Linked DNA regions of Homo sapiens: region 2 is linked to region 1. Evidence: read pairs that join two places in POLR2A ChIA-PET (ENCODE). Cell type or tissue: K562. All regions are shown on one strand.

Evidence for each region. Peaks named below come from ENCODE experiments on the same cell type or tissue, not always from the same donor. Only the 100,000 strongest peaks of a DNase experiment are listed, where the experiment ranks them.
Region 2: POLR2A ChIA-PET joins it to region 1 with 5 read pairs; 1 of 35 experiments calls an interaction of 5 or more read pairs at or near these places.

What each region holds. Positions count from the first base shown.
Region 1 is chr7:157,430,279-157,435,278 of GRCh38, reverse strand. No RefSeq gene overlaps it. Among named protein-coding and RNA genes, the nearest start is that of DNAJB6, 96 kb to the right of the region's middle. RefSeq lists an enhancer at 2,393-2,902. In K562, CTCF peaks have their summits at 874, 2,170 (motif pointing left) and 3,727 (motif pointing right); DNase peaks (open chromatin) are centred at 2,188 and 2,548; H3K27me3 peaks cover 3,433 bases.
Region 2 is chr7:158,908,932-158,913,931 of GRCh38, reverse strand. DYNC2I1 (dynein 2 intermediate chain 1) reads right to left here. Exons shown (of 25, transcript NM_018051.5): 12 at 2,253-2,382; 13 at 836-947. Among named protein-coding and RNA genes, the nearest start is that of DYNC2I1, 55 kb to the right of the region's middle. RefSeq lists enhancers at 2,670-3,323, 2,574-3,773. In K562, no CTCF peak of the experiment used is centred here; DNase peaks (open chromatin) are centred at 3,111 and 3,561.

The sequences.
Region 1 (5,000 bases):
TTTACCTCAATCTAGATGCTCCTAAGTCCAACAGAATTCCTAAATCTAGACGCTCGGGCAAACTGTAATGGTCTGGCCACCTCCACGCCTCACCCTCAGATACCAACAGGTGGGCGTGGGAGGCCTGGCGGGGAGTAAGATGCTGGGGAGTCCTCCCCTCCCGGATGAAGCATCATTTTTACTACACGGAATGATGCTGGAGACCCTTTATCATCACCATACATTGCTATAACTCCAACAATAAACCCTCAGGTAAAAGGCTTAAAGCTAAGAAGAGTCACATGCATAAGTTCATTTGCATCCGCACTGAAACCCGTCTGTACCAGCATGATCTATCTTCCTGGATTGGCTGGCAACAGTGCAGGGTGCTCTGCGGTTTTCAGCTGCTGCTGTCTGGTTTGGGAGCATGGTTGTTGGGGATGAGGTGGAGACCTGGAGCTCACAGCAGCTTCTGCTGCTGCTCCTGCCCTTTAACGGGAATCGAGGGCACCACGGGAGGGGCTGAGGACTTCGCTCACAAGTATTATAAGGCTTGGGACAGTTTTGGCTTTGAGTTTTGTGTTTTCTCTCTTTATGTTATTTCTTCTTTACCTCGGTAATTTTTTACCTGATTTTGGTAACAAGTGGATAGGAAGCAAAGGGCCCTGGAATCGGGACGCCACACCCTTTGGCACTGCAGAGCGGTCATCGGTCTGGGTGAAAGCCACGTCTTCTGGTCTCTCCAAGCCAACTTTACTTATGAGGCCGTTCAACCACGCCTTGGAGAAACTGCTGATCACAAAAGTCTGGATTAAGGAAACGACTGCATGTTCTGACCAAAGCTTCAAAAAGCAACTCCAAGACAGGTGTTGTCAAGTGCTTCCCATTCGCTCCCCGGCCGCCAGGGTGGCTGACTTCAGCGGTTGTGCGATAGGTTTGGTGGCCCTGACCTTTCCTTGTACCACCACTTATGGGGGCGGTGCACGGTTCAGTGGGTTATGGGATTATTTTAGCCAGAAGGTGCTGAAAATATTAACAATAGATTTTATTGCTCTCTATTAGCCCAGAAGAACGCAAATTACCATTTGTCAAATGTTATTTGAGTAAAAACTATAGAAATGTTTTTGGCATGGGAGTGTAGGGGGAAAAAAGTGACCTTGAACTTTTGGTAGAGCCTGATTTTATCATTTAAAATTGTGTGCTTGCGAAGCTTTTGATATGTCATTTAGAAGGTTGTGAGACTGGATGTTAACTGTTCAACAAGAAAAACTCCCCACTCTGCCTTAAACTAATTATTTTATTCCACCGATGGGACCGTGTAAGCACTCAGGCCCCTCACCCTTCAACTCGATTTTAGCCTTGATTAACCTGAACATAATTAAAATAAGACTAACGCCACTAGGTGGCCATGGGGGTGTGGGGGTGCATGTGTGGGTGGGTGACTTCGTGTGTGTGTATGTCTATGTATGCGTGTGTGAGTGTGCACGTGTGGGTGGGTGACTGCATGTGTGCATGCGAGTGTGCATGTGAACGTGCATGTGTGTGTATATGTGGGTGGATGACCGTGTGTGCATGCATGAGTGTATGCGTGTGCAGGCATGTGTGAGTATGTGTGGGTGGGTGACTGCATGTGTGTGTGCATGCGTGTGTATGCATGTCAGTGTGCACATGTGGGTGGGTGACTGAGTGTGCATGTGAATGTGCATGTGTGTGTATATATGGGTGGATGACCGTGTGTGTGTGCATGCATGCATGAGTGTGCGTGTGTGCAGGCATGTGTGTGTGCATGTGTGGGTGGGGGACTGCATGTGTGCATGGGTGTGTGCACATGTGGGTGGGTGACTGCAGGTGCGGGTGCGTGTGAGTGCATGTGATTGTGTGCATGTGCGCACATGTGGATGGATGACTGCATGTGGGTGTGCATGCATGAGCATGCATGTGTGCATGCATGTGTGTGCATGTGTGAGTGTGCATGTATGTGTGTGTGCAGGCATGTGTGAGGGTACATGTGTGGGTGGGTGACTTCGTGTCTGTGCATGTGTGTGCCTATGTGGGTGGATGACTGCGTGTGTGTGTGTGTGCATGTGAGTGTGCATGTGTGTGCATGCGTGTGTGCGTGCCTCGGGTGGGAGTGGAGTGGGTCACTCGCGCACAGTCCTGTTTTCTTTTATAGACGCGCCCTCCTGTGGCCGCTGAAAATATTGCCCTGTAAAATGCCATCTCTGCCCTGCATCCTGTGTTTCTGTCGCTGTTTTTCTGCGTGAAGCATTTGGAGTCTCACATGAATAAATAAACGTTCCCACAAAGCTACACAGACATATGCAATTTTTTCATAAAATACTTGATTTGGGGTTTTATAAGTTGGGATGCCTCGGTACTGATGCACAGGTGCACCTTCTAAACTGAATTTCTAAAGCGGGGCGCCCGCGTGCCTGGGGGCTCCTCACACCGGCAGGAGGACAGAGCCAAAGTGGAGGAAGGTGTGGGCGGGGCCGGCTCCCTCACGAGGCTCAGGATGGACACTCCTTCCTGCCTCTCCCAGCTTCCGGCACACAAGCTGCTGCTTCTCCCAGCTTGTGGCCACACCCCTCCCATCTCTGCCTCCGTCTCCACGTGGCCTCCCTCCCCGTCCCGGTCTCAAGTCTCCCTCCCCCTTCTCCTCTAAGGACGGCTGTTGTTGGGTTTGCTGGCATTCTCAGTCCAGGATGATCTCCTCTCCAGGCCTTAACTTGTTACATCTGCAAAGACGGCCTCTCGGGCAGGCATGCTCACGGGTTCCAGGGGTCAGCAGGTGGACGTGTCTTCAGAGACCACCATTCCCCTGCACAGGACTTGGGGATCTCAGGGGGACTGGAAGGTGTGGGTGTCCGTGTTGCTGGAGTGTACAGGAGAATGAGACAGGCAGGCCGGGCCAGGCCATTCGCACTCTCCGTGTGGGTGATGGGCTGCGGGACGCCTCTGTGGCTGACTGAAAGTGAGGTCCTCGGCCCAAGGACCTGTCCCTGCAAACTGGGACAACGCTGACATCAGAGCTTCCCTGCAGAGCACCCGTCCCTCCAGCAGCCTCTGGGAGGACTCAGGGCTGTGGGGTCCGGTTTTCTTTCCTCACCTCACACCTGCCGTGGGCGTCTGCTGTGCCTGACAGGTGACGACGAAGTCAGCCTGCCCTGGAGAGGACGGAGCAGCCAGTAGCAGGAACTACCGAGACGCAGGGAGCGCTGGGAGCTGAGCGGATGGTGGTCTGTCCTTTGGAGATTTGTGGGCTGCTCTCTCCCCACTTCGCACTGACTCACAGCTCTGGGGGTTCACAGCTGTCTGCTCCCCAAGGCCTGGTCCCAGGGGGATGAGGGACAAGAAGCGATGGACACAGCTATGTCCCCAACCACAACAAAACCACTCCAGGGCAGATGCACACCTGAGGTCCCACGACCTCTTGAAGCCAAAGAGGGCTGAAAGGGAACAGGTGATCCCATCAGGTGACAGGTGACCTCAGGTGACAAGTGGCCCATCAGTGACAGGTAATCTTGTCAGGTGACAGGTGACCTTCCGTGTGGCAAGAAAGACAGACGTTGGCAGTCCCACAGCAGCTGCCTCGTCCTTGTGGGAAGGCCTCTGTCCCGCGGTGGGCAGGTCTATGCAGACTCACCCCAAAGGCCAAGGGAGCTGAGAGGTGGAAGAGAAAGGCTGACAGACCCAGCTCCTCAGACAAACACTTCACAGGGACTTGGGAAAGGAATCAGTGTCTCCGGTGGCCACAAGACGGTGGCGCCCGCACCCACTCCAGGAAGTGTCTTTTGTGCACATGTGTTTAAGGTGGGACGCATGCAGCTGGCCACATCTGACTCTCTTGGGAAACTCGTGACCGCTGGGGAGTGTGACAGGCATTCTTCCCAGGGTGTCTGTGCTACAGAAACACCTCAGTATGTGGGCGCCCGGCGCCAGTCATGGTAACGGTCTCGCTTCAAGACAGAGTCCCGTGGGCCGTGCAGCAGCCTCGCTGCCCCCAGGCTGGAGCTCTGTCACACTCAGCCGAGCTCCAGGGACCGGCTCTCTCTGTCCATTGGCTGCGTTTCCACCACAGCAGGAGGGGGTGCTCCCGGGGCGCGGCTGCCACCACTCGGCATGGACAGTGGTCCTAGGGCAAGCCCATCACTGGCCACCGTGGCTCACTCCACAGGCAGCACAAGGGGTGAAGTGTGGGGAAGAAGCCGCCCATTCACGTCCAGGCTTGCTTCACCTCTTCCTGCTGCATGCAAAATTCTCCCTCCCACAAATTCACCTCCAACCCACAAGCCCACCCCGGGCTCTGGCCACTCTCGTCCAGAGAGCCTGCCCACATCCACTCACCGACACCCACTCAGGAAGCTCTCTGACCCTTCTCTCCATCCTGGGAAGGTCCAAGCTGAGCGTGTTCAGCATGTAGTCCTCCCCTCCACTGGCCTGTGGGGGGTTGACAAGGGTGGGTTGGAAGTGATTGATTCTGCCTTTCCCCTCTGCAGGGCAGGATGACAATGTATAAAGCTCTCTGTCCCCAGCGTGCCAGCAATGGACACACAGATGAATGAATGGGAGGGACAGGCAGATGGGCAGACAGATGGACAGATGGAAGGATGGACGAATGGATGAACAAATGGATAGACAGATGGACAGACAGATGGACAGATGGAAGGATGGACGAATGGATGAACAAACGGATAGACAGATGGACAGATGGATGGGTAGGTGGATGGATGGGTGGATGGGTGGGAGGGTGGATGGATGAGTGGATGGATGGATGGGTGGGTGGGTGGGTGGATGGATGGATGGGTGGATGGGTGGGTCGGTGGATGGATGGGTGGATGGATGGGTGGGTGGATGGATAGATGAGTGGATGGATGGATGAATGGATGGATGGGTGGACAGGTGGGTGGGTGGATGGATGAGTGGGTGGGTGGGTGGATGGATGGGTGGGTGGATGGATGGATGGATGGATGGATGGATGGATGGGTGGGTGGGTGGGTGGGTGGATGGATGGATGGGTG
Region 2 (5,000 bases), 1.5 Mb before region 1:
TCAAGACCAGCCTGGCCAACATGGCGAAACCCCATCTCTACTAAAAAATACAAAAATTAGCCAGGCATGATAGCAGGCGCTTGTAGTCCCAGCTACTCGGGAGGCTGAGGCAGGAGAATCACTTGAACCCAAGAGGCGGAGGTTACAGTGAGCTGAGATCATGCCACTGCACTCCAGCCTGGGTGACAGAGCAAGGCTCCATCTCAAAAAAAAAATTTTTTTTCAAAGGCATCAATTTAATTATCATGTAAGTCTTAAGTTTAGGTATATTACTTTCTTAAGGTGAGGCTTACCTGAGAAAAGGGAGTAATATACATCCCTGCCATACAGAGGCAATTCCTTGAGAAAAACCAGTAAAGTATTCAACATGTAAATCGCTCCAGAGTACTTAGCAGAAACCATATATTCTAGGGACCTTCGATATAAATTGATGGAACATTTTTGCAAACTGCACTTGAAACATAAAAATTCTATATTCATGAGAATAGGCTTCCCCTAAGTTAAAAACACAGTGTGCTTCAAAGGTCCAGCGACACAGTGGTTGTTTGGAATGTGGAATCTCTCCCTCTACACAGGAATAAAATCTGTCATAAATCCTGGCAATGGCACAGACTGGGCCTCGAGAGCAGGTTTCCTCCCACTTGTAGTTCAGCAGCTCTGTGGCTGCTGGTTAGCGTTTCTTTAAAAGAAAATTGGGTACTGCTATTGTCACATGCTAACAACCATACAGAAGAGAAAGACAAAATGAAAGTGAACCAGAAAGGGAATAAGTAAAAATAAAACAAAAAAGAATGTAAAGAGAGTCAATGGTCAACACTCAAGAGCAAGATGTTACCTCCAGATACAACAGTACTTTCTCCCGGGTGCTGGGTCCACACTTCCCTGGTCTCTATTTCCTCCGTTTGAATGTCTCTTTCAACATTATCTTCGTTACACTGAACATATGCCTTAAAAACAAAAATATGCCAAAATTAACATTGGTTTCAATTTCGGAGCAATCTGTCATTACTGAAATAATAATGAGAGTCACTGTGTCAAAAGTAAGTATCAAAGCATAAAGAACAATCATGCAAAGACAACCTGTGCTTAAACGTTCGATATAGATATATACAGGTCTAATTTTCAAAAGTGTGTTCAAAAAGTCTCACCAAACGATTTCCCTTTAGTCTGAAAATACTGCCACCTCACCTGCCCACACCCTATTTTCTTAGGACATGCTGGTTTTGCAAAACTACATATATATTTCAAAAGGTACATGCTTCAGTGAAATCAGTTTTGTTACTAACAGCTTTATGATGAGGAAAACCACCAAAGATAAATAATCTACTTAAGGTCAGAGTGAATCAGCTGCAAAACCAGGATTAATATTGTCAGTGTCCGAGGAGTTCAAGGCTACAGTGAGATATGATCTTGCTACTGCACTCCATCCAGCCTGGGTGGCAGAGCAAGACCCTGTCTCTTAAAAAAAATTTAAAAATTTAAAAATTGTAAAAGCCATCAGCTTCTTCAGCTTCATCCCGTGACCTTCCTCCTTTTAAAAGGATTTTATTGAGTGTACCAACTAGACAATGTTAAGATTGGTGGTACCAGTAACAGGAATGTAAGAAAAATGTTAGATAAGACGTCTGACTTCAAAATCTTTAGAACCTTGTTGTGAAGTGAGACCATCACATAATGAATTAATGATTGGAAATACTACAGGGAAGTACAAAATTGCATGAAATAGTAAATTGTAGGAACTCTGGAATAGGAGAAAGAATTCATTGTAAGTCACTAGGAAGGGTTCACCCAGAAAACAGGCCTTGGACACTGAGGAACAGACAGGCAGGTAAGGCAGGCTGAGGCACGAGAATCACTTGAACCCAGGAGGTGGAGTTTGCAGTGAGCCAAGATCACTCCACTGCACTCTGGCCTGGGCGACAGAGTGAGACTGTCTCTAAATAAATAAATAAAACATTTGCACAGCATAAAGCTTCACTCCAAGGTCAGGACAGCAGCCATTCTGTCCCCATTCCGAGCAGATCACCCACCAGAGCTCCTGAAGGCTCTGGAGTGCCTCCGGCTTTGCCTGTGCCCGGCCTCTCGGGTGAATGGGCCCCATGTGAAGATGGGTCCCCATTTTCCCTAAGCTTGTATCCTTCACAGACCATCCCCAAGTTCTAATATTGCAGAACATTATTCAGGAAGACACAAAGTTATCCTACTAGACTTTACTTGCATTTTATCACTTAGTTAACACATCTCATACTTACCTGCTTGGTATTTTTTTTCCCAAAGTTTCTGATATACATGTCATATTCATTTACTGGTGGTAGATCCAAGAGAGAGAAAGTAAATGAAAAATCTAAGTCAATGAGCCGAAGCAGTTTTGTACTTCGCATCCTTTGAAATAAATTGGAAACAAGACAAAAATTAACTCGAATAATATACGTGGGGAAGTGTAGGGAGAACAGAAGTAAACTTAGAGTTAAATGCATGTTATTGTCAGAAACCTAGCTTCAGGCTGGGGTGAGTCTGAGATATTTAACAGCTGTTAAAAATAACTGAGTAGTAGACAGTCGTGGGAACCTGGTGTGTGACCTTGGCATTTGGTGATTCTGCTCCCCGACTGCCTCGTGTGTGTGTCACGAACCTCATGTGTGACCGTTCTAATGCGTATGCCTGAGCTAACACAAAATCAAGTCACACAACATATATGCCTGGGATGTTCCTAAGGACTAATTCATTTGACTTCAGGAGCTGACATACTGACTATGCAATCACCTGCACCATGGTCGGACCACGCAGCCAGTAAGTGTTTTGGGCCACGCTCTTTTCCAGGCCACAGCCAACCTCTGTGCTTCCCCCAGGACTTGACCTGCCTTTCACGCTCCAATCGCCCTCCGCCCACAGGCCTGACACAGCCAATCGCCCTCGGCCCACGGGCCTGAAACAGCCATTCGCGCTCCTCCCACAGGCCTGAAACAGCCAATCGCCCTTGGCCCACAAGCCTGACACAGCCAATCGCACTCCTCCCACAGGCCTGACACAGCCAACGCTCCTCGCTCACAGGCCTGACACAGCCAATCGCCCTCCGCCCACAGGCCTGACACAGCCAATCACCCTTGGCCCACAGGCTGACACAGCCAATCGCCCTGCGCACACAGGCCTGACACAGCCAATGGCCCTCCACCCACAGGTCTGACACAGCCAACTGCCCTCTAATCGTCCTCCGCCCACAGGTCTGACACAGCAAATAGTGATCGGCCCACGAGCCTGACACAGCCAATTGCCCTCCAATTGCCCTCGGCCCACAGGCCTGACACAGCCAAGTGCCCTCGGCCCACAGGCCTGACACAGCTGATGGCCCTCCAATCACCCTCAGCCCACAGGCCTGACACAGCCAATCGTGCTCCGCCCACAAGCCTGACACAGCCAATGGCCCTCCACCCACAGGCCTGACACAGCCAATCGCACTCGGCCCACAGGCCTGACATAGCCAATTGCCCTCGGCCCACAGGCCTGACACAGCCAATCGCGCTCCCACAGGTCTGACACAGCTGATCGCCCTCCAATCGCCCTCAGCCCACAGGCCTGACACAGCCCATCATGCTCCACCCACAGACCTGACACAGCCAATGGCCCTGCACCCACAGGCCTGACACGGCCGATGGCCCTCTGCCCACAGGCCCCGAAACGCCGCACCCACGTGGCTTCCTCTTGCTTCACAAACAGTTCCTTTTCCATCGCCTGTGCTGGGTTTTCCTTTCCTAAGTTTCACCCTAACATTAGTGTGCCCGGGGTCAAATCCTTAAGATATTTGTTTGTTACTCCTCACTGGGATATAAACTCGCAAGGGCAGAGATTTTTGTTTCTTTACTGTTATCGCCACACAGCCGGTGCTCAATGAATGCACAGTGAATGACCGAGTGAACGACCCGCCCAACATCCAGGTGCCTCGGCCACCGGGTCTGCTCTCTGCTCCTCCTCCTCCCCCGATCCTTCACCTCACACTCCTCCAGGTCTGCCCTGCTTCCTAGAGCACAGGCCTGCAGGAGGCTCGACCAAAACCTAGGATGTTTTATCAGAAATTCTCCCACCGGAAGGCTCTCAACTTCCATTTTCATCCCCTCGACCCTGTGCGAACGTCAAATGCCCTAGGCCATCAGATCTTTCTGTTTCACTCTACTGTCTTGAGAAATCAAGATGCAAACCTGAATGGAAACAGGGATCGCCTCCATGTTTCCCTTCTTTCCAGGACCTCGGCTCTTCAGGGCCCAGCGGCCTTGGTTGCTCCGGTATATTCAATCAGCTGGAGTGTTTTTGTTGTTTTAAATCCAACTTTTACCCTTGTTTTAGCTGGAGGATTTCTCTGATACAAGCCATTCCATCAAGAAAGTAGGACTCTGTACATATTCTTTTGTAAGATGCTTTTCTCGTATCACTGGAGCGTTTTTCATGACATTATATCCTCAGAGTATCCATCGTTTTGATACCTATATTTCATACCTGATAGAATGCTGCCTATGCAGACATTGTACCAATTTGTTTCAAGCAAGCTTTTTCTCTACATTCTCATCAGTACTGAAGTATTATCTTTTTTTTTTTTTTTTTTTTTTTTTGAGACAGAGTCTTGCTCTGTCGCCCAGGCTGTAGTGCAGTGGTGCGATCTCAGCTCGCTGCAACCTCCACCTCCCAGGTTCAAGCAATTCTCCTGCCTCAGCCTCCCGAGTGGCTGGGATTACAGGCATGTGCCACCATGCCTGGCTAATTTCTGTATTTTTGGTAGGCACGGGGTTTCACCATGTTGGCCAGGCTGGTCTCGAACTCCTGACCTCAGGTGATCCGCCCGCCTCAGTCTTCCAAAGTGCTGGGATTACAGGCATGAGCCACTATGCCTGGCCTAAGTATTATCATTTTTTAATACCTTGCCTATTCCATAAAAGAAAAATTCATCCCATTGTTTCAATATACATTTCTCTGACAGGACATATTTTCATACATTTACTGACAGCCTAATT